Regions from separate parts of the Homo sapiens genome. Here region 2 is linked to region 1. Evidence: chromatin loops called from intact Hi-C (ENCODE). Cell type or tissue: GM12878. All regions are shown on one strand. Each heading gives the region's core, and the rest is flanking DNA. Links, peaks and the distances in the headings are about the cores only.

Evidence for each region. A loop is a pair of places that touch in the nucleus more often than their neighbours do. Peaks named below come from ENCODE experiments on the same cell type or tissue, not always from the same donor. Only the 100,000 strongest peaks of a DNase experiment are listed, where the experiment ranks them.
Region 2: it touches region 1 in a loop (3-fold over the local background); 4 of 110 quality-filtered maps call a loop at or near these places.

The regions. Positions count from the first base shown.
Region 1 is chr11:5,810,350-5,826,765 of GRCh38, forward strand. It overlaps OR52N2 (olfactory receptor family 52 subfamily N member 2), which reads left to right. Exons shown (of 2, transcript NM_001005174.3): 2 at 9,933-11,134. The coding sequence starts at 9,987. The coding sequence ends at 10,952. Among named protein-coding and RNA genes, the nearest start is that of OR52N2, 9.6 kb to the left of the region's middle. RefSeq lists an enhancer at 15,652-16,221. In GM12878, for the core only: no CTCF peak of the experiment used is centred there; a DNase peak (open chromatin) is centred at 8,142.
Region 2 is chr11:5,696,406-5,705,501 of GRCh38, forward strand. TRIM22 (tripartite motif containing 22) reads left to right here. Exons shown (of 8, transcript NM_006074.5): 2 at 1-250; 3 at 843-938; 4 at 1,910-2,140. Among named protein-coding and RNA genes, the nearest start is that of TRIM22, 11 kb to the left of the region's middle. In GM12878, for the core only: no CTCF peak of the experiment used is centred there; no DNase peak of the experiment used is centred there; H3K4me3 peaks cover 808 bases.

The DNA.
Region 1 (16,416 bases), core at 4,919-12,918:
ACTCCTTGTCTCCTGTGTGTCTCAGCTCTGAACTGAGGAGGAAAGTACAAGGTTGTATTAAGAGGCCCTCAAAAATCCCAAAACATTTTAAAATGGAATTATGATGGAAAGATAAATAAATAAGGTAGGGGAAAAGTCAAATGAAGCAAAAACGCAAAGGAATGTGTTATAAGTATGAGATGTAATGTCACAAATTACAAATACCAGAAAAGACTTTCAGAAGGAACAAATGCTCAAGGTGGTACAGAAGATAAGCTGGTGTTAACATTGTGGAAGGGGGATGGGAGGTAAGAACTGTTTAAGGAAGAGGAAATGGCCGGCATGGAGGTTTTGAGGAATGAATGTGCCACACATGAAGGGACTGAAAACAAGATTAAGTGGGCTCAAATCAGGGGCCAGTTCTATCTGAGTTTATAGTACACAATCTTTTTTTTTAACCTAATATGTTACCTTTTTGTTGTTTTGTTATTGTTGTTTTGCTTCATACTAAACCTAGAGCCCTATGCCTATGATGTCAGGTAATTTCATAGAGTCATTTTTGGGTTTATGGTAAGAACAAGAGAGACAATGAAAAGGTTTAAGAAGATGAATGATAAAAGCTTTCTACTTGGAGATAAAAATTTTTTTATTGTAATACAGAAAGTTGAGAAAATAATTTTTGAAAAAACTATTGGCAAAAGTGGCTAAACACAAAATATATTAAAATATTTATAAAATATGATATATAAATATAATTTAAACTTTGGCCACCTGTTTTATTCTTGATATGTAAGATTTAATATAAAAATGAAATTCAAAAGCTAAGAGAGTGTATTACTACCAGACCTGCCTTACAAGAAATGCTAAAGCTGAAAAAACAGGATGCTGATTAGTGACATGAAAACGTATGAAAGAATAAAAGTCACTGGCAAAAGTAAGTACATAGTGAAACTCTGAATAATACTGTTATGGTGGTATATAAATCACCTATATCATTAATATGAATGTTAAAAGACAAAATTAATTTAAAAAATAGACAGCTACAATAGTTTGTTAAGGGATATACAATATAAAAAGAAGTAAATGTGACATCAGAAACATAAAATATCAGGGAGAGTTGAGTAGAAGTATGGAACTTCTTTATGCAATTGAAGTTGTTATCAGCCTAAAATAGCCTTTTATAAATATAGAATGTTTTATGTAAGACTTGAGGTAACCACAAAGCAAAAACCTATAGTAGATGCACAAAATATAGAAAGTAAAGAACGAAAGCACACTATTAGAGAAAATTATCTATCACAAAAGAAGACAACAAGAGAAAAAGAAGGGAAGAAAGAATGTAAAAAACAACAAGAAAACAACAAAATGGCTGTAGTAAGTCCTTACTTATCAATAATTACCTTGAAAGCAAAATGATTAAATTCTTCAATCAGAAGACATAGATTTGCTGAATGAATTAAAAATAGAAGACCCAACTATTTGCTGCCTGTGAGGGCATCACTTCACCTCTAAAGACACACACACAGGTTGAAAGCAAAGGAATGGAAAAAGATATTTTGGGCAAATATAAGGCAAAAGAGTTCAGAAGTAGCTATATGTATATTGGCTAAAATAGCATTTAAATCAAAAACTGTTAAGGCAGGAACAGAAAATCAAACACTGCATGTTCTCACTCATAAGTGGGAATTGAACAATGAGAACACATGGACATAGAGAGGGAAACAACACACACCAAGGCCTGTTGGGGGTTGGGGGTTGAGGGGAGGGAACTTAAAGGATGGGTCAATAGGTACAGCAAACCACCATGGCACACGTATACCTATGTGACAAACCTGCACATTCTGCACACGTATCCTGTTTTTTACTTTGAGAAGAAATGAGGAGGGTCGGGCAAGGTGGCTCACACCTGTAATCCCAGCACTTTGGGAGGCCGAGGCAGGCGGATCACGAGGTCAGGAGATCTAGACCATCCTGGCTAACACGGTGAAACCCTGTATCTACTAAAAAATACAAAAAATTAGCTGGGCATGGTGGCGGGCGCCTATAGTCCCAGCTACTCAGGAGGCTGAGGCAGGAGAATGGCGTGAACCCAGGAGGCGGAGCTTGCAGTGAGCCGAGATCCTGCCACTGCACTCCAGCCTGTGTGACAGAGCGAGACTCCATCTCAAAAAAAAAAAAAAAAAAGAAATGAGGAAAAACAAAAATTTAAAATAGTGTAAAGGTAATTATATATTGATACAGAGGGCAATTAATCAAGCACATTAACCATTGTAAATATATATGTCTGTAATATCACAGCACCTAAATATATAAAGAAAATATTAATAGAGCTGAAGGGAGAGATAGACTGCAATAAAATAATAGTAGGGGATGTCAACACCGCATTTTCAACAATGAAAAGATCACCCAGATAGATAATCAACAAGGAAACACTGGACTTGAACTATACTTCAGACCAAATCAGTTATATTTTAGGCTGGAAAACAAGTCTTAAAAAATTTAAATTTTAAATAAAAATTTAAAGACTGAAATCATATCAAATATATTTTTCTATCACAATTATATAAAACTAGAAGCCAATAATAAGAGGAAGTTTGAAAAATTTACAAATACATGAAAATTACACTCCTGAAAAACCAATGGATCAAAAATTAAATAAAAGGGGAAACTAAATAATATATTGGTACTAATGGAGATGTAAGCACAACAAAGGAAATCTCATGAGATGCTATGAAAGCAGTTCTACAAGGAAAGTTCATAGCAAGAAACACCTACATCAAAAAAATAATAAAGATCTCAAATAAATAATCTAATGTTATATTTCAAGGAACTAGAAAAAGCTTAACCCATGTAATTAGAAGGCAGGTAATGATAAAGATCAGATCAGAAATAAATGAAATAGAAATTATAAAAAAAAAGTAAAAAGATTCAAATGAAATAAAATTAGAAATGAAAAAAGAGGCATTACAACTGAATCCAAAGAAATCCAAAGGGTCATAAGAGACTACTACAAACAATTATATGCCAACAAACTGGATAACTTACAAGAAATGGATAAATTCCTTGGCACTTACAACTTACAGAAAGTCAATAAGGAAACATTGGACCTGAACTGCACTTACAACTTACCAATACTAAATCATAAAGAAATAGAATATCTAAACAAACCAAAGATAAGTAAAACAATTGAATCAGTAATAAAAAATCTCCCATCAAAAAAAATAAAAAAAATCCAGGACATGGAGGCTTCACTGCTGAATTCTACCGAACATTTAAAGGGGAATTAATACCAAGTATTTTCAAATTCTTCCAAAAAGTGAAAGAGAAGGGAATACTTCCAAACTCATTTTAATAAGCCAGCATTACATTGACATCCGCCAGACAAGGACAACAAAAAAGAAAACAATAGGCCAATATCCTGTTAAACAGATGCAAAAATCCTCAACAAATTCTAGTGAACCGAATCAACAGCACAGTAAAAGGATCATTCACCATGATCACTTGGGCTTTATCACCGGAATACAAGGATGTTTCAACACACACAAATCAATAAATGCAACACACCTCATTAACAGAATGAATGACAAAAATATATGATCATTTCAATAAATGCAGAAAAAGCATTTGACACAATTCAACCTCCTTTCATGATGAAAACTTTTATCAAGTTAGATATTAAAGAAGTGTACCTCAACACAAGTATCAGAAGCCCACAGCTAACATCATACTCAGTGGTGAAAAGTTGAAAGCTTTTCCTCTGAAATTAGACAAGACATAGGTATCCTCTTTCACCACTTCTATTCAACATAGTACTGAAAGTCCTAGCCAGAGCAATTAGGCAAGGACAAGAAATAAAAGGCCTCTCAATTGAAAAAGAAGAAGTAAAATTATCTTTGTTCACCGTTGAAATGATCTACTATGTAGAAAACCCTAAAGATTCCACAAAACTTGTTAAAATAATAAATGAGCAAGGTAACAAGATACGAAGTCAGAATGCAAAAATCAGTTGCCTTTTTATACGTTAACAACAATCTGAAAAGAAATTTAGAAAAAACAATTCACAATAGCACATAAAATAATAAAATACATAAGAAAATACAAAATACATAATAAAATTATATTTTATTTTTAATTCCATTGTAAATTAAATTATTTTCCTAATTTCCTTTCAGATTGTTTGTTATTAATGCAAAAGCAAGAAACTTATATAATTAAAACTGTAAAATATTGCCGAAATAAATTAAAGAAGACATTAATAAATGGAAATACATGCCATGTTCAAGGGGTGGACGATAGTATTGTTAGGATGTCAGTACAACCCAAAGTAATCTACAGATTTAGTAAAATCCCTATCAAAATCCCAATAATTAATTTTGCAGAAATAGAAAAATCCATTCTACAATTCATATGAAATCTCAAGGGACCCTACATAGCCAAAGCAATCTTGAACAAAGAGAAAAGCTGGAGGACTCACATTTCTGATTTCAAAACTTATGACAAAGTGACAGTAAACCAAAACAGTGTGGCACTAGCACAAAGTCAGAACTGCAGACCAATGAAGTAGAACAGAGAGCCCAGAGTGAACCCTCACATATGTGGTAAAGTTACTTTTGACAAGAGTGTCAATATCATTCAATGTTGAAAGGACATTCTTTACAATAAATAGTGCTGAGAAAACTGGGTATCTACATGTACAGAAATGAAGTTGGACTGTTACATAACAGCATGTCCAAATATTAACTCAAAATGGATCAAAGACGTAAAAATAAAACCTAAAATTATGAAACTCTTGGAAGAAAACAAAGAGAAAAAATTTTATGACATTGGATTTGGTAATGATTTCTTGGAAATGACACTAAAGGCACAGGCACAGGAAACAAAAGAAAAAAACAGATAAATTAGACTTTATGAAATTTGTTTTTAAATTGTGCATCAAAAGATTCTATAAACAAAGTAAAAAGGCAACCCACAGACCAGAAGAAAATATTTATAAATTATATATCTGATAGGTATTAATATCCAAAATATATATAGAGCTCCTAAACCTCAACAACAACAACAAACAGCTTAATAAGAAATGGGCAAAGGATTAGAATAGACATTTCTCCAAAGAAGATATACAAATGGATAATAAACACATAAAAGACACTGGACATCAGTAATCATTAGGGAACTGCAAATTAAAACTACAATAAAAAACCACCTTACACCAATTAGGATGGCTACTATAAAAATAAACAGAAAATAATAAATGTCAGTGAGAATGTAGAGAAATTGGACACTTGTGCCCTTTTGGCAAAAATGTAAAATGCTACAGCTGCGGTGGAAAACAGTATGGTAGTTCCTCAAAAAATTAAAACTAAAAATAGCATATGATTCAGCAATCTCACTATTGCGTGAGATCCCCAGGAGAATTGAAATCAGTATGTTGAAGAGGTGTCTGCAGTCACACGTTCATTGCAGCATTATTCACAGTAACCAAGATATAAGAACAATCTAATTGCCCATCAATGGATGAATGAATAATGGATAAGCAAAATGTAGTATGTATGTGTATGTGTGTATATACATGTGTGTATATACGTGTGTATATATACATTATATATGTATATATATATGTATGTGTGTATATACCTGTACATATAATGCAATATTACTCAGACTTAAAAAGGAAGAACATTCTGACATCTGCTACCACATAGATGAAACTTAGGACATTATGCTAAATAAAATATGCCTGTCACAAAAAGACAAATATCATATGATTCCATTTATATAAAGTACCTAGAAAGGTCAAAATCATTAGACAGCAGAAAGAATAGTGGTTGCCAGAGGCTGGTGGGAGGGCAAATGGAGAGTTATTGTTTAATGGGTGTAGAGTTTCAGTTTGACAGGATGAAAAGAGTTCTGGAGATGGAGAGTGGTGATGGCTGCAAAACATGATGAATGTATTTAATGCCACTGAACTGTATATACCTGAACATGATTAAGATGGCAAACTTTGTTATGTATATTTTACTACACTACAAAAAGAATGAATCGGGCATGTCAATAACTAAACCAAACACAATACAAATATTTATGAGCAAAGTGATAAATTATAGGGCACCCTATGAACTTTCTTTTTAAAGAACTGCATAGGAGGTCTTCATGCAGTTGAGTGTAAACAGTGCGGAGGCCATGTATGGTCTCCAATTTAGGAAGCCTGATCTAAATCTTCTTTTTTTGAGAGACACGGTCTCACTCTGTCACCCAGGCTGGAGTGCAGTAGAGTTATCTCAGCTCACTGCAACCTCTGCCTCCCAGGCTCAAGCGACCCTCCCATCTCAGCCTCCCGAGTTGCTGGGACTACAGGCTTGCACTACCACGCCTGGCTAATCTTTGTATTTTTAGTGGAGACGGGTTTCACCATATTGTCCAGGCAGGTCTCAAACTCTTGGGCCCCCCAAAGTGCTGGGATTATAGGTGTGAGCCACTGCGCCTGACCTCCTGATCTAAATCCAACCAATGTTTCATACCAATTCTCATTTTTCTACATTTTTAGATCTAAAAGAGAAGAGTTTACACTGAAACTCATATATGTATTTTTGTAATAGCTGCATTAATTTAAATTTTGACAAAATAATTTTGTGTGTATTCTATTGTTTTATAAACACAACTAAATTTTTCATTTAAATGAAAGTTTTGTTTCCAAGGAGTCGCAGGAATCTTTATACACCTGTATGTAATATTGCTAATGCTGAAAGCTAAACAAAACAACAAAAGGAATACATTAATTTTTTAAATACTTATAAAAGAAATTTCTGGAAATACATACATCAGACTTTAGGTTTTAATAGCATTTACTTCAGAAGTGGATTAAGGTGAAATGTGAGTTTATGGGAATGTTATGACTATTTTCTACTTCATATCATTTCATACAAAAGAGTTTAAGTATAGAAAAATTGTGTTTTGTGGGGTTTTTTAGTAAAAAGGAAGAAAGGTCAAAATATACAATTACTTTCCACTATAATATAAAATTTAAAACCAATACTACCTTGAAAAAAAAGTTTGCAAATACAACAGACAATGGGTTGATAATTTTCATTTTGAAAGTGCTTATCATGCAATGAATAAACACTAACACCTCCAATGAAGATGGACAAGGAGGTGGATGACTAATAAATATACAAAAAAAGTTGACCAAGAACGCTTGAAAAAAGTGACATACTTACTACTAGTGAAGTTAATTTTAATTCAATTTAAAATACAAGTGAGACAGTATTTGCACTAGTGAAGCTTGGGAAAGAAGGTATATAATAGTATTCTTGGGGGCATGGTTCAGTCGCTTTGCATGGAAATGAACATCACCACAGATTTTATTGAAATGATTTTTTCTAACGTTTATCAACACAATTAAAATTGTGCATGCCTTTTGAGCCCATAAACTTCAATAACATTTCTATCTATCGGTAGAGAAGAAAAATCAGAAATGCATACAGAGTGGATTAAGATATTCATTGAGGAATTATATTTGATAGAAAAATTTGGAAACAAATATTCAAGAGTAATAAAACACATGATTAAATTTGGTACAGCTATTGGATGGAAAGAAGGTCTAGCTATTAAACTTTTTAATTCAAAGCATATACAATGTCATGATGAAATGTGCACAAAATAATACTAGCTGGAGATAGAAACAATGTATACAACTCCATATCATCTGCAATTTACTTTTTTGAAATATCGGAATATTATACATAATAATTATAAAGTGATTGAATTAAGCACAGAAAACTTTTTAGAGGGCTTATTCCTCTGTTTTAGAATTACAAGTGATTTTCAACTCTTTATTATACTTTTCCATAGTTTCCAAATTTTCTATATTAAAGACATACTTCTCTTGTTGTAAGAGGAAAAAAAAAGTTTTAAAAAATTATGTTTTTCATGACCAGACTTGGTGACCATATTTCCCACTTGGGAAAAGGCATTAAACTTTCTCTACTCAAAAGCTGCTAAATATACATCTATTACCAGCAGGCCCAAAGTTCACTCTCTTTTAAACAGAACCCACGGAGACACCTAATTGTGGAGACTAAATCAGCCTGGGGCATCTTGTTGGAAATTCCCCAGGGAAACAAAAAATTTTATGTAAGAAGATGTCATCCTAGATTTCAAACAACTCCTAAAGATTCTCAGCCATGCACAGAGATTTGATTGTGCCTAGCACTGAGGTGAGATTGGTCAATTTTCATAAATCCCTATTTTAGGAAAGGGTAAAGACATTTTTGGCAAAGAATGCAACAGCCTGATACACTGAAACAGTTTTAAAAAGTAATAGCAGTAAGGGGCAATGTTTTTTACTTTCTCTTTCACTTCTTAAGAGGTAATGGCTCTTTTTCTTTCTGGGTGGCTTCCACTGGACTTAATCTTATTTTCTTTTCATTCCATTCATTTCAATGTGGTGTACACATAAAAGATGGTAGACACTAGAAATTTTAATCTTTAAGTTTGTCTTGTCTAAGAACATAAAATGATGGTTTCTTGAAACAGTGACATTCTGGAGAGGTACTGTGAGAACTTCCTTATAAGAAGGGATTATTTATATGAGATCCAGTCAGGTAGTATTCAGAGATCACGAGCTTCTGAAACATGTGGTTGCTTTACATTTCCCTCCATCATTGGAAATTTCCATGTACTCTAGCCAGTGGACATGACAACTGCAGTGATTTCTAGAATGTTTCGGTCACAGAACTCTAAGCCTTGTGGATTCACAACCATGTAATCCATGCCATCACACTGCAAATGTATATCTATTTCTGCTAGATAGTGAGGAATGTTTGGCATTGGCTTTGCTCCATGGGGTCTACTACAGAACTTAAGGATTAGGGTTTTATTCCGAATAAAAAAAAAATTGAATAATTAGGACACTTCAACTTTCTTCAAACACCCCTGAAGCTATAAATTCCTTCAAATACTATTCAATTCTTTCTACTGCTCCATCAAGAAATAGCAATCCAAAGATGTGGTGCTATTTTTTAATTGACTTCCTTTCAGTTATAACAAAAATAATACTAAATTAAAGCAGTACAAACAGTCAATAATCCCAGAACTTCAAGGGCTTTTTGAGTGTAAATTTAGTATTGAGAATGGATAGGGAACTTGTGAAAAGATAGAGAAGCCAAATTTTATACCTAATTGAATTTAGATCTTTAGCAAAATCACTACTAAACTTACGTAAAACTTGTTAATGATTTAGAATTGTAAATATCTTCCTGTTTCTTGTCAAGAACTTCCTTTCAAATTCCATGGTATAGAAAAACATGATTTTGACATCAGATAGAGTTTGAGTATCAGACATACCAAATTCTTAACTCATGTATTCACTCATTCACATATATTTTATTATCTACTATGTATTATCTTGAGTAAGTTATGTGGGACATTACTGACATCTTATATATAGAATACAAGCATTTTTTGTTATCAAGGCAGGGGAAAAGTGCTAATATTTGAGATATTGTTAAAAACGGAAAGTTAAGCTACTGATAAGAACTGGTCATATTAGGGTGATGCTGTAATTATACCCATGTGATTTCAGTGACAAGACTCAGGTACAATTAGAATGGGAAGATTCTGAGAGCACAGAATAGAAATGGACTTATTGAAGGAGGAAGACAGTTACAGCCTAACTCACAATTTGTTATCAGAATGTAGTACAGTATAAGAGTTGTGCTGGGGAGAGGTGTGGTAAGTGAGGATAGTTAATCAAAGTTTGCAATGGCACATTGAGTAGTGGTAAGACTGTACTGCTTAGTGACTTTGGACACTGTAGTTCAAAGTCTTTCTTGCTATAGTTGGAAGAAAGAATTTCTGGTTATCAATGTAAGGTGAATGTACATGGCACTTGAGGTTCACTTTGTCCAAACCAGTACCTCTTATCTCGTCTCTAACTCTCCCTCTCCCTCTCCTAGGCAGAAAGCAATGGCTGCTAAAGAGTATAAAATGCTCTCCTCCTGTCAGCCATCATGTCTGGGGACAACAGCTCCAGCCTGACCCCAGGATTCTTTATCTTGAATGGCGTTCCTGGGCTGGAAGCCACACACATCTGGATCTCCCTGCCATTCTGCTTTATGTACATCATTGCTGTCGTGGGGAACTGTGGGCTCATCTGCCTCATCAGCCATGAGGAGGCCCTGCACCGGCCCATGTACTACTTCCTGGCCCTGCTCTCCTTCACTGATGTCACCTTGTGCACCACCATGGTACCTAATATGCTGTGCATATTCTGGTTCAACCTCAAGGAGATTGACTTTAACGCCTGCCTGGCCCAGATGTTTTTTGTCCATATGCTGACAGGGATGGAGTCTGGGGTGCTCATGCTCATGGCCCTGGACCGCTATGTGGCCATCTGCTACCCCTTACGCTATGCCACCATCCTTACCAACCCTGTCATCGCCAAGGCTGGTCTTGCCACCTTCTTGAGGAATGTGATGCTCATCATCCCATTCACTCTCCTCACCAAGCGCCTGCCCTATTGCCGGGGGAACTTCATCCCCCACACCTACTGTGACCATATGTCTGTGGCCAAGGTATCCTGTGGCAATTTCAAGGTCAATGCTATTTATGGTCTGATGGTTGCTCTCCTGATTGGTGTGTTTGATATCTGCTGTATCTCTGTATCTTACACTATGATTTTGCAGGCTGTTATGAGCCTGTCATCAGCAGATGCTCGTCACAAAGCCTTCAGCACCTGCACATCTCACATGTGTTCCATTGTGATCACCTATGTTGCTGCTTTTTTCACTTTTTTCACTCATCGTTTTGTAGGACACAATATCCCAAACCACATACACATCATCGTGGCCAACCTTTATCTGCTACTGCCTCCTACCATGAACCCAATTGTTTATGGAGTCAAGACCAAGCAGATTCAGGAAGGTGTAATTAAATTTTTACTTGGAGACAAGGTTAGTTTTACCTATGACAAATGAAACATAGAATAGACATATTGTTTCAGGTGGTGAGAAAATAATGGAGACAAAATTTCATAAAAGATGTGAATAAAATGGTATTAAAATCATGACATGTAATTTACCCATGTAACAAACTTGCACGTGTACCTAAAATAAAAATAGAAATAAAAAATCAAAATAAAGACATAAATTTGTAAGTCACCATAATATGTCAATTTTCTGAAGTCTCTGCAAGTTCTTGAATTTGTGTGTGTTGGGAGTGGGGGCAAGGATCTGCCAAAGCAGAGAATGCAAAATAAAGAAGTAATATACCCATTACTTAAAGAGTTGATGCTTTTCCTAAGCGTTTATAGACTCACATGTTTGTGAGACCAGAAAGGTAGTAAAATAAGGACAGCAGACCTGCTGACAATCCCTGCGTTGCGTGTAAGTGGGGAGGCTGTAGAGACATAGAGAAACGTGGGTCCAGTGTTCACTATTTTTCAGTATTTTTTAAAGACAAGCTAGATTTATATGTTCTATGAAATCTCCCCATTTTAATTGTCAGCAAAATATGTGTTAAAATACCCTATAATTCACAGAAGAATGTCCAAGGGTTCTGTTTTTCCCAAGTCATCAGTTTAGGGTCTCCATTTAAAATGGATCTAAATGGGAACAATAGACTCCAGGTTCTTCGAAAGGAGCGGGAAGAATAAACACTGAAAAGCTTTCTGTTGGATACTACATTCACTATCTGGGTGAAAAAATCTACAGAAGCCCAAACTTCAGCATCATGTAATATAACCTTGTAACAAACCTACACATGTACACTCTGAATCTAAAGTAAAAATAAAATAAATAAATAAATTATAAAATGGATCTGAAAATATAATTGTCATGTTATTGACCAAGCAGGCAAACCATTAAGCTATTAGTATATATTATAATTTATTTATTCATTCACTCATCAATTCATTTTTTGAAACACTAATTTAAGCAATATTATTAGTCATATCTTAGATTTATTGAGAGGGAGGCAGATGATACGGTTCCTGGTTTCAAGATACTCAGAATCTGGACTGTAGCCAGGGATGTGTGAGAAGAAATACATATAAAAGAAAGGGGAGAGAGAAAAAATGAATGCAGTGTGAAGGAAATAAAAAGTTTGTAGGAAAGAATTGGGGGAAATATAACATCAGTTTCAGATTCAATTCATCTCAAGTGTTAAGTCCTCTGTCTTTTAATTTCTAGCCACTAGAGTTGGACAGGCTACATAATCTCTCTAAATTTTGACTTCCATATTTTCTTCCAAATGTGAAAAAGAAAATGTATCACAGAGATGTTTCTTCTAATTAAATGCTCTGATGCAAAAAAAGCTTGTAGCACAATCTCTGATGTATACTAACCATTCAATAAATTTTAGTTATTTTTATGAGCTATTAGTTTCAACTCTGATTCATTATGAAAATCATAGTTTGAGGATAAATCTTTCCAGTTGTACAGGCAGTGCACAGTGCAGTATCAGTTTTGTGTGGACAAGCTTTCTTTTCTTTTTTTTTTTTGAGATGGGGTCTCACTCTGTCACTCAGGTTAGGCTGCAGTGGCATCATCTCGGCTCACTGCAACCTCTGCCTTCTGGACTCAAGTGATCCTCCCACCTCAGCCTCCTGAGTAGTTGTGACACAGGCATGCCCCACCATGCCCAGCTAATTTTTTTGTATTTTTGGTAGAAACAGGGTTTCACTATGTTGCTCAGGCTGGTCTTGAACTCCTGAGCTCAGGAGATTCGCCTGCCTTGGCACCCCAAGGTGCTGGGATTACAGGTGTGAGCCACTATGCCCAGCCATGGGCAAGTTTTCACTGAGTTCTCACAAACATACTATCAATGTCAGCCAACAAGTTTTTCTGGGTACAATCATGTGCCTGACTCCATGTGCCTACTCCACGCTGAGAAATGTAAATGAAAACAAAAACACTAGCTAATTCCTTGTCTAGTAGAGGATATAAAATGCAATGGAATCATTATAAAATGATAACAAGGTAATTGTACATCACAGATGTTCACAAAACTCATGAATCCTGAGAGCATGATCATCAATATCTATTGGAGGTAGTGAGTAAAGATTTTACAGGGAAAATAGTATATAGGGTCAATCTCGAATTATATGTATAAGTGTCCTACAAGGAAAAGCAGATGGAAATTATTTGGAAAAAAATAAACAACCTAGCTCTAATATTAAGGCTGAACAAAGAATAGCAAGTTTAGGTTCACAAAGGTTTTTGTATATTCAGAGGTAAAAGAGAAAGGGTGAGGAGTAAAAAATGTGACTAGAAAGGTAGACAGAGGTCCTATCAGGAAGTGCTTTGTGAGTCTTGTCACAACTTCAGGCATGCCCCACATTGCTCTTCATCTGAGAGATACTAAGTATATTAGAATCACCCTTCAACTTTAAGCAGCTGTTGCCCCATTCGTTACCCTTCTGGACTGCTCACATCTCCGCCATAACCACTGCCTCTTAAATCCTGTCTCCCTCTGTTTTTTCCTCCCCAACTTTCTTCTTTCTTCCACTAAAACTCATTTTCTTAGTTTTTACTTGCTTTTTCATGCACCAACCCAGGTTCTTTTCAGAACTCAAGGCATTCCTGTGTAGAGATCCCTTATGTCTTCCTCCATACTTACTTACTTTCAAAGTGTTAACTGTTCTCACACACACAAACACACACACACACATACACACACACACACAGTTTCAAGATAATAGCAACAACAATAACAACAAAAAGTACATAGCATTTATTTTCCAGAAATGTATTACTGTATTGCATTCTCATTTAATCCTAAAACCAACTGTAAGGATGGTACTATTTTATGTCCAGTTTACAGATAAGCAAACTTACAGATAAGATAATCTCTCTGAGCCACAGAGAGGTTAATAAGTTAATGAAAGTCATATAATCAGCGAGTGGTAGGTCTTGAATTTAAACCCAGGCAGTCTGGTTCCAGTGTCTTTAATTTTAATGACTATAATACACTGGACCATTTCTACAAGGAATTTAAAAATTTAAAGAATTTGTAGTATGCACTTTATGATTGGGATGGTATAAAGTCCTCCAGTGATGGCCCGGCACTGGACAAAGTGACAGATTTTTTTTCAGAAAATGGCTTATTAGAATATGAAGGGCTGCCATTGAGGCAGGAAGATAGGGTCTGGAGGCAGGGAACATAAGGCTGATCCACACTTCAGCTATAGAGGAAATACCCTCTCCATAGGGCATACACTGAGTAAATGACTTTGTAACTTTACTTGATCCTCTTCATTTACATACAGTGTACCCCAACTAGTGGGTATTTAAACTCACAAAAACTCTGTAACAGGGCCTTTGAGCCTCTATGCTCAGGCTGCTTCTACACTGTGGAGTGTACCTTCATTTTCAATAAATCCCTTCATGCCTTCCTTGCTTTGTTTGTGCATTTTGTCCAATTCTTTGTTCAAGACGCCAAGAACCTGGACACCCTCCACTGTTAACATCAAATTCTGAAAGTGCCACATGGTATTACACAAATGTACATAGTCATAAGACTAAACATTTCTGCATTTTCTAACTCATCCTAACAAATGACTTCTACAAAAGCCACGAAGACAAATTAGAGGAGTTAAATACTTTATATTGCAACCTCTGAGTTTCTTCCCGCTATGAACAGAAGCATAATTTCTTGCTCAGTGATGACCACATCAAAGATTTATACCTTGAACACCATATTTAAAAGTGTACCTAGTGCTCCCAAGTTTTTCTTACTCTCATATTTTTATAGAGCACATTCATTTCTAAATCATTATAAAATTTTATATATTTATTATGTTAACTGTTATTGGATGTCCTCTCCAATCATGCTCTTTAAATTATTAGTACCACAAGGCCAGGGACACTGGTTCGTGCCTGTAATCCCAGCACTTTGGGAGGCCGAGGTGGGTGGATCACTTGAGGCCAGAGTTCAAGACCAGCCTGGCCAACATGTATTTTAGTCTCTACTAAAAATACAAAAATTAGCTGGGCATGGTGGCACATGCCTCTAATCCCAGTGATATGGTTTGGCTGTGTCCCTCTGGAAATCTCATCTTAAATTGTAACTTCCACAATTCCCACATGTCATGGGAGGAACCTGGTGAGAGGTACTTGAATCATGGGGGTGGATCTTTCCCATGCTGTTCTCATGATCGTGAGTATGTCTCAGGAGATTTGATGGTTGTAAAAATGGAAGTTTCCCTGCACAAGCTCTCTTCTCTTGTTTGCCACCAGGTGAGACATGCATTTCACCTTCCACCATGATTGTGAGGCCTCCCCAGCCACGTGGAGCTGTGAGTCCATTAAACCTCTTTCTTTTGTAAATTGCCCAGTCTCAAGTATGTCTTTATCAGCAGCATGAAAGCAGACTAATACAGTGAACTGGTACCAGAACAGTGGAGTGCTGCTGAAAAGATACCTGAAAATGTAGAAGCAACTTTGGAACTGGGTAACAGGCAGAGGTTGGAACAGTTTGGAGGGCTCAGAAAAAGACAGAAAAATGTGGGAAGTTTGGAACTCCCTAGAGGCTTGTTGCATGGCTTTGACCAAAATGCTGATAATGATATGGACAGTGAAATCCAGGCTGTGGGGCTCTCAGATGGAGATGAGAAACTTGTTGGAAACTGGAGCAAAGGTGACTCTTGTTATGTTTTAGCAAAGAGACACAGCATTTGGCCCCTGCCCTAGAGATTTATAAAACTTTGAACCAGAGAGATGATTTAGGGTATCTGGCAGAAGAAATTTCTAAGGAGCAAAAAATTCAAGATGTGACTTGGGTGCTGTTAAACGCATTCAGTTTTAAAAAGGAAACAGAGCATAAAAGTTCAGAAAATTTGCAGCCTGATAATGAGATAAAAAAAGAAAAACTCATTTTCTGAGGAGAAATTCAAGCTGGCTGCAGAAATTTGCATGAGTAACGAGGAGCCAAATGTTAATCACCAAGACAATGGGGAAAATGTCTCCAGGGCATGTCAGAGACCTTTGAAGCAGCCCTTCCCATCACAGGCTGGGAGGTTTAGGAAGAAAAAAATGGTTTCATGGGACATGCCCAGGGTCCCTTTGCTGTGTGCAGTCTAGGGATTTGGTGTCTGTATCCCAGCTGCTCCACCCATGACTAAAAGAGGCCAAGGTACGGCTTGGGCTGTTTCTTCAGAGGGTGGAATCCCCAAGCCTTGGCAGTTTCCACATGGTGTTGAGACTGTGGGTGTACAGAAGTCAAGAACTGAGGTTTGGGAACCTCCATCTAGATTTCAGAGGATGCCTGGATGTCCAGGCAGAAATTTGCTGCATGGGTGGGGTCCTCATGGAGAAGCTCTGCTATGGCAGTGTGGAAGGGAAATGTGGGGTTGGAGCCACCACACAGAGTCCCTACTGGGGCACTGCCTAGTGGAGCTGTGAGAAGAGGGCCACAGTCCTCCAGATCCCCCAGAATGGTAGA
Region 2 (9,096 bases), core at 1,097-9,096, 120 kb before region 1:
GTGTCAGACCAGATTCCAGCCTGGGAACCTCCGACCTAATCGGCATCTGGCCAACATAGTTGAGAGAGTCAAAGAGGTCAAGATGAGCCCACAGGAGGGGCAGAAGAGAGATGTCTGTGAGCACCATGGAAAAAAACTCCAGATCTTCTGTAAGGAGGATGGAAAAGTCATTTGCTGGGTTTGTGAACTGTCTCAGGAACACCAAGGTCACCAAACATTCCGCATAAACGAGGTGGTCAAGGAATGTCAGGTAGGCTCCAAGATAGAGGAAGAGAGAGCAGAGAGCAGAAGATGGTACCTAATGTGAAATCTCCACTTTTTTTGTCCTGCTTTATTCCCCTTGTCACCATAGAACGGAGAGCCCTGTGATCTCTTTCCATACTCTTTGCTTAGTTTCTGATGCCTGAAGGACACTGCTGCACATTGTTTTATTTAAAAAAGAGTACAAATTTTTAGCAAGGAAAAGTTGAATGAATGGAGAATTGCTTTGTAAGATAAGCTTTCATTGCCCCTCCAAGAAGAACAGTATTTTTGGGAACACGTCTGGTTAGATGTGGGAAGAGTGGCAATGAAAGGACGTCTTTCCTTACTGCAGGGTCTGCTTTTTCTCTAGGAAAAGAATCAGGCTACTCTTGATAAGAGGATGGTGACTTCCATCATCCAGGAATAAAGAATACATTCATCTCCTCAGATTTTCCCCCATGCCATAGGTTCTAATCACCAGCCTCACTGTTTCTGTAAACTAGTTTCTTCTGAGAGCCATCCAATTTCTTCCTTGCTGTCCTCTATTCAGGTGCTGAGAAAGCTCATAACTTTACTCTGGTATAATTTATTTCTTACAGGAAAAGCTGCAGGTAGCCCTGCAGAGGCTGATAAAGGAGGATCAAGAGGCTGAGAAGCTGGAAGATGACATCAGACAAGAGAGAACCGCCTGGAAGGCAGGAGGAGACACCTCCTAAGGGATAATTAGACAGGAATCTGGGCAGGACCCTGGGCTCTATCACAAGGAGACCCCTTCCTCTTTGCTGTGCTAGAATTAACAAGCATAGAAGTCATTTGATTAGGTCTCAATTTAACTCCTTCCCTGTTGGAGTTTAGGGGCTGGAGAGTAGACATATCATAAATCAACACTATATTTGGAAGTGAAGGCATGGAGGGAAATATCTGTGAAAACGCTTCCTGTGAATCCTGTGTTCCATTTGTGTCATCAGGTTTGAGGCTCCAATCCTTCCAGTAAACACCCTGGAGAAAGACCCAGGATTCCCTGTTTAGGGGGTTTCAGTAGGGGGATTTTTTTGTTTGTTTGTTTGTTTTTTGAGACAGAGTCTCTCTCTGTCATACAGGCTGGAGTGTAGTGGCGCGATCTTGGCTCACTGCAACCTCTGCCTCCCTGGTTCAAACGATTCTCCTGCCTCAGCCTCCCGAGTAGCTGGGACTACAGGCATGTGCCACCATGCCCAGCTAATTTTTTGTATTTTTAGTAGAGATGGGGTTTCATCATGTTAGCCAGGATGGTCTCAATCTCCTGACCTTGTGATCCACCCATCTCAGCCTCCCAAAGTGCTGGGATTACAGGCATGAGCCACTGTGCCAGGCCAGGTAGAGGGATTTAAGATACAGAAAGGCAAAGTTGTTCAGGACAGGTGTCTACAATCCAAGCCTCACCCAGGCATCACATTTTGTCTCAGATTAGGCCTCAATAAAACTGACTTGAGTGTATTGCTTTGGGAGGAGCTCAGGTTAAAAAGTAGAAAAACATGGCTTCACCAGAAATTGTGTATTGGCTTTTGCCTCCTATTCCTTTTGAGAACTCCCTGAGGAAAACTGTTCTTATCCTGTCTCCCAGGCTCATACAAAGCAGGCCTTCAACCAGCCAGACTGACTGCCTCTTTCTCTTTTCATTCCCAAGAATTATATCCAGATCGAGAGACAGAAGATTCTGAAAGGGTTCAATGAAATGAGAGTCATCTTGGACAATGAGGAGCAGAGAGAGCTGCAAAAGCTGGAGGAAGGTGAGGTGAATGTGCTGGATAACCTGGCAGCAGCTACAGACCAGCTGGTCCAGCAGAGGCAGGATGCCAGCACGCTCATCTCAGATCTCCAGCGGAGGTTGAGGGGATCGTCAGTAGAGATGCTGCAGGTAAGACTTGGGATGGAGCACCTACGTAAGAGATTAGGGGAAAAACACAGAGGCCGATTTTCCTTCCCTTCCCAGTCTCTAGGCTTTCTTCTGTGTGGTGACATGAAATGGTTCCTTTGGCCCGGCATGCCCCTTTTATGCCCATCATTTCAGGGGTCACAGAGATCATTAAGTGTATGAATGGGAAGGGAAATTCCCATTATTATTCACTTATGAGAGCAGTGTAAAAATTTGAGCTTGGAGAGGATTCTTTGTACCATGAGCATATCAGTTTTAGAACTTTCCCATCACATCAAAAACATTTCTCATGCCTGTTTGCAGTCAATATCTGTTTCTACCTCCACCTCCTGGCAGCCTATCTGTTTTCTGTCTGTATAGAATTGGCTTCTCTGGACCTTTCAATATGAATTGAATTATAAAACATGTAGTCTTTTGCATCTGGCATCTTTAACTTAGCATAATATTTTGAGGTTTATTTATATTGCAGTATGTATCAGCATTTTGCTCTTATTGCTAATACTATTCCATTATCTGAATATATCATATTATGTTTATGTATTCACCAGTTGGTGGCTATATGAATATTTTCCAGTTAGGGACTATTATGAATAATGCTACAGTAAACATTCACTTACATGTCCTCATACAAACATGTTTTCATTTATCTTGAGTAGATTTTAAGAGTGTTGTATGTTGTGGCCGGGCGCGGTGGCTCACGCCTGTAATCCCAGCACTTTGGGAGGCCGAGGCGGGTGGATCATGAGGTCAGGAGATCGAGACCATCCTGGCTAACAAGGTGAAACCCCGTCTCTACTAAAAATACAAAAAATTAGCCGGGCGCGGTGGCGGGCGCCTGTAGTCCCAGCTACTCGGGAGGCTGAGGCAGGAGAATGGCGTGAACCCGGGAAGCGGAGCTTGCAATGAACCGAGATTGCGCCACTGCAGTCCGCAGTCCGGCCTGGGCGACAGAGCGAGACTCCGTCTCAAAAAAAAAAAAAAAAAAAAAAAAAAAAAAAAAAAAAAAGAGTGTTGTATGTTGTTTATGTATAAGTTTTAAGTTGTCGTACTATTTTCCAAAGTTGTTACTCACTTTATATGAGTAACAATACAAAAGCTTATAAAAAGCAATATAAAAAGTTTCTAGGTTCTTCACATCCTTGTTAATACTTGATTATTTCCTTTTTTTTTTTTTTTTTAGTTACAGCCTTTCTAGTGGGAACATAATGGTATCTCAATGCAGTTTTGATTTGCTTTTTCCTAATAACTAACACTGCTGAAAAGCTTATTATTTCCACATGTAGATTCTGTACCTTTTTAAAGAGTTTTTTCTGTTTTACTTTTGGTGCTATTGTAATTTTTTTTTTATTTCAAATTTCAATTCTTCATTGCTGGCACATAGAAAGGAAACTGACTTTAGTATTTTAATCTTGTATATTGCAACCTTGCTATAATTACTTATTAGTCATAGAAGAGTTTTTTTTTTAATGTCAATTCTTTGGCATTTTCTACATGGAGAATCATGTCATCTGAGAATAAAGTTAATTGTTTCATACTCTGCAGTTTGTATGGTTTTTTTTTTTTGGTGTATTTTTTTGGAGACGGAGTCTCTTACTGTTACCCAGGCTAGAATGTGGTGGCACAATCTCACCTCACTGCAACCTTCACCTCTCAGGTTCAAATAATTCTCCTGCCTCAGCCTCCCAGGACTAGCGCACACCGCCACACCTGGCTACATTTTTTTTGTATTTTAGTAAAGACAGGGATTCACTGTGTTGCCCAGGCTGGTCTCGAACTCTTGAGCTCAGGCAATCTGCCCGCCTTGGCCTCCCAAAGTGCTAGGATTAAAGGCGTGAGCCACCGCGCCTGGCCAGCAGTTTGTATAGTTTTTATTTGTCTTTGCTTGTTTTATTACACTAGCTAGGACTTCTAGTACAATGTTCAACAGGGATGGTGAGAGGGGATATCCTTTCCTTTTTTCTGACCTTAGGGGGAAAGTACTCAGTCTCTCACTTATAAGTATGATGTTAGCTATAGGAGTCTTTTTTTTTTTTTTTTTTTTTCAGATTTGTAATGAAGTTGAGAAACTTCCTCTTTTTTTCTTTTTTTTGAGACGCAGTCTCGTTCTGTCACCCAGACTGGAGTGCAGTGGCACGATTTCGGCTCACTGCAAACTCTGCCTCCCGGGTTCAAGCGATTCTCCTGCCTCAGCTGGGACTGCAGGCCGCCCACCACCACATCCAGCTAATTTTTGTATTTTTAATAGAGACAGGGTTTTGCCATGTTGGGCAGGCTGGTTTTGAACTCCTGACCTCAGATGCACCCGGCCGAGAAACTTCCTCTTTATTCCTAGTTTGCTGAGACTTTTTATCATGAATGGTGTGAATTTTGTCGAATAGCTTTTCTGCCTCAGTTGATATAATCATATGATTTTTCTTCTTTATTGATATGGGAGATTACATTAATAATTTTCAAAGATTGAACCAGCTTGCATACCTTGAATAAATCCCACTTACTTGTGGTGCACAATTTTTATATATATTTTGTTGGATTTGTTTTACTAACGTACTGTTGAGAATTTTTGCATCTGTGTTCATGAGAGATACTGGTTTCTGGTTTTCCTTTCTCATAATGTCTTTACTTGGCTCTGGATTAGGGTAATGCTGACCTCATAGAATGTGTTACAAAATAGTCCATCTCCTTTCATTTTCTGAAACAAATTTGGGGAGAATTTTAATAATTTCCTTCTCCAACTTTTGGTAGAATTCATCAGTTTACCAATAAAACCCACTAAGCCTATTTTTAAAGTGTTGCTTAATATTTTGGAGTATTACAGCTGTCTGTTACTGATTACTAGTTAAATTCTATTGTTGCGTAAGAAAACATTTTGTATGAGTTCAATTGTTTACATTTGTTAACGTGTATTTTGTGGTATAGAATGTGTTATAGCTTGGTTAATTTTCAATGTGAGCTTGAGAAGAATAGATATTTGCCTTTAGATGGAATATTCTATGAATGCCATTTAAATCAGTTGCTATATAGTGTGCTGTTCAGGTACAACTGTAGCGGTAATCATTTCCTGTGGCTGCTGTAAGAAATTGTCACAAACTTTATAACTTAAAACCTCATACAAAAAAATTGTCTCATAGTTCTGAAAGCTCAGAGCCCAAAATCAATGTACCAGCAACCACCAGAAGCTAATAGGGAAGCGTGGAACAGATTACAGCAGGGACCAACATTACCAATATCCTGATTTTGAACCTAGCCTCAAGAACTGTGAGAGACTAAATCTCGGTTGTTTAAAAACCATACAGTTTGTGCTGCTACGTTGTTAGAGCAACCCCAGAAAATTAAAACGCCTACCATTTTTCACTGTTTTCTATTGACCGTACTTGCTCTTTGCTTTTTTTTCCCTTCCTCTCTTTTTCTGCCCTCTTTTAACTATTTTGTATTATTCAATTGATTATTTTATATTATTCAATTTTCTTTCCTCTCTTAGCTTATTAGTTATATATTACTAATATACATCACAAATATAGCTATATTAGTTATATATAATATACATAACTAATATATATTAGTTATATATTACATATACATAACGAATATATATTAGTTATATATTACATATACATAACTAATATATATTAGTTATATATTATATATACATAACTAGTATACATAACTAATATATATTATATTATATATAGTTATATATAATATATAACTAATATGCCTAAAGGTATATATATAAATATAACTAATATGCCTAATAATATAACTAATATAACTAATAATAATATAACTAATATGCCTAAAGGTATATATATAAATATAAAACAAACATACAAATATATTTGAAATATAAAAATATTTTAAAAATATAAACTTTTTATAAATATATAAAAATATATTTTAAAAATATAAATAACACTATACATATATATATAAAGGCTTAGTGGTTTCCCTGGAGTTTGCAATATGCATTTACAACTAATCTAAGTCTAATTACAAATAACACTATACCCCTTCACATGTAGTGCAGGTACCTTAGAGCAGAGTATCCTCAATCTTGAGTAACGTTGCTGTCATTCATTTCACTTATCCATAAGCTGTAATCGCCCACTACATTGTTGATATTATTACTTTAAGCCATTATCTTATATATTAGTTGAGAATCAGAAAAACAAAATATTTTATTTACCTTTACTTCTTTTTCAGTGCTCTTTCTCTCTTTGTGAAGATCTGAATTTCAGACATATACTCTTCTTCCCCCTGAATAATGTCTTTTAACGTTTATGGCAAAGTATTTCCTTCATTATTGCGGGACAAAATTTCTGAATATAAAATTCTTGAGTCATGGGTGTTATTCTTTCAAAACTTTAATATTTATTCCACATGCTGAACTTTTACTAGTTTTAGTAGTTGTGTGTTTGTGTGTGTATATTCTTTGAGATCATTTACATACTGAATCATGCTGTCTGTAAATAAATATAGTTAATTTTAAAACTGCAACTTTTATTTTAGATACAGGGAGTATATGTGCAGGTTTGTTACATGGGAATATTGGGTGATGCTGAGGTTTGGGATACAGATCCCATCACCCAGGTAATGAGCATATTACCCAATCAGTAGTTTTTCAACTCACACACCCTCCTCCCTCCCCTAGTGTAGTCTGTAGTGTCTATTATTTCCATATTTATGTCCACGTATGCTCAATAGTTAGCTTCCACTTATAAGTGAGAACATGCAGTGCTTGATTTTCAGTTCCCGTGTTAATTTGCTTAGGATTATGGCCTCCAGCTGCATCCATGTTGTTGCAAAGGACATAATTTTATTCTTTTTTTTTCTTTTTTTTTTTGAGATGGAGTCTTGCTCTGTCACCCAGGCTGGAGAGCAGTGGCGCAATCTTGGCTCACTGCAAGCTCTGCTTCCCGGGTTCAGGCCATTCTCCTGCTGCATCCTCCCGAGTAGCTGGGACTACAGGCGCCTGCAACCACGCCCGGCTAATTTTTTGTATTTTTAGTAGAGACGGGGTTTCACCTTGTTAGCCAGGACAGTCTCGATCTCCTGACCTCGTGATCCGCCCACCTCAGCCTCCCAAAGTGCTGGGACTACAGGCATGAGCCACCGCGCCCGGAAATTTTATTTTTTTTATGACTATGTAGTATTCCATGGTGTATATGTACCACATTTTGTTTATCCAGTCTACTATTGATGGATACCTGGGTTGATTCCATGTCTTTGCTACAAGCAAGAAAACAAAGAACCCCATTAAAAATGGGCAAAAGTCATGAACAGACATTTATCCAAAGAAGACATACAGGTGGCCAACAAACATATGAAAAAATGCTCATCATTGCTAATAACCTGAGAAATGCAAATCAAAACCACAACGAGATACCATCTCACAACAGTCAGAATGGCTATTATTATAAAGTCAAAAATTAACAGATGCTAGTGAGGCTACAGAGTAATGGGAACATGTACTCTGTTGGTAGAAATGTAAATTATTTCAGCCATTGTAGAAAGCAGTCTGGAGGTTTCTAAAAGAACTTAAAACAGAGCTACTGTTAGACCCAGCAATCCCCCTGCTGGGTATATACCCAAAGGAAAATAAATCATTCTACCAAACCAAATATAGTTTTACTTCTCTTTCATGCTAGATGTCTTATTTCTTTTTATTTTTACTCTTTTCTTCTTTATCTTTCTTTTTTTTTCTTTATTGCACTTGATAAAACTTCCAATACAATGTTGACCTTAGTGGTGAAACCACACACGCTAGTCTTTTTCTTGATTTTAGGAGGAAGTAATTCAGACTTTCACTATTAATTATGTTATTAGTTGTATACTACTTATACATGTTTCTTATCAGTTTTTAGGATGTTCTCTTTTATTATCAGTTTGTTGAGAGGTTTTATCTGAATGGATGTTGATTTTCTTGTTGAATTTTAGGAGTCATTTATAGATTCTGGATATTAATACCTTATCAGACATATAATTTGTAAATATGCTTTCCCATTCTGTAGATTGCCTTTTCGCTCTCTTCATAGTGTTCTTCATAACTTAAAAGTGATTTTTTTAAAGTTTCATTTTGGTAAAGATCTGTTTATTTATTTTTTTCTCACATTGCCTTTACTTTTTGTATCATAGCCAACAAATCACTACCAAATCCAATGTCATGCAATTTTCCCCTTTTCTTCTAGGAGTTTTATATCTTTAGGTCTTTGATTTATTTTTAGTTATAGTGGTTATATGGTATAAGTTATCTATTTTTAATGTTATTGTAGCCATTGTATTATATTGTGCCCTGTTTCACAAACAGTTTGGTAATAAGGGTGAAGAGGTGGCAGAGAGCTGAGGAATGTGCCATTTTTTGCAAACAGTTTGGTAATAAGGCTGAAGACGTGGCAGACAGCTGAGGAATGGACCATAGAGGACAATATTTGTTTGTCTGTCTAACCTCTATTCCTTTTGATTGTTTCTTTATAATAACTTTTGAGGAACCATCCCTACCCTGCCTCATTCCCTGCAGTTGGTTAAAGTAGACAAAATTAGTAGCATTAGGCATGTATATGTTACTCAGTTCTGGCAAATCATTATATCCAACTCTTATATTTTTACCAACTTTACAGTAATTATTTTAAGATATATACTTGACTCAATTGGAGTCGATGGTTTGCATGCCTTAGAATTTTACTGTCATGAGTAAAAAGAGCCGTTGTCTTTTCTGATGGGTATCATATCAGGGATAATAATTTAAACCAGGAGAGTCAAGCTGATGCCATAATTAATCTGAAAATAAGTCAATATAATAGGTATGAAATATAATTTTTAGAAGAAAAACCAGATTCTGATGGCAAGATTTTAGTTTAAAGATGTAGCTATGAGTAAAATTATACTTGACCCCTTGAATTTGTTTTTTAAAAATTTAAACCAGTTTTAGTTGGTTTTGTCAG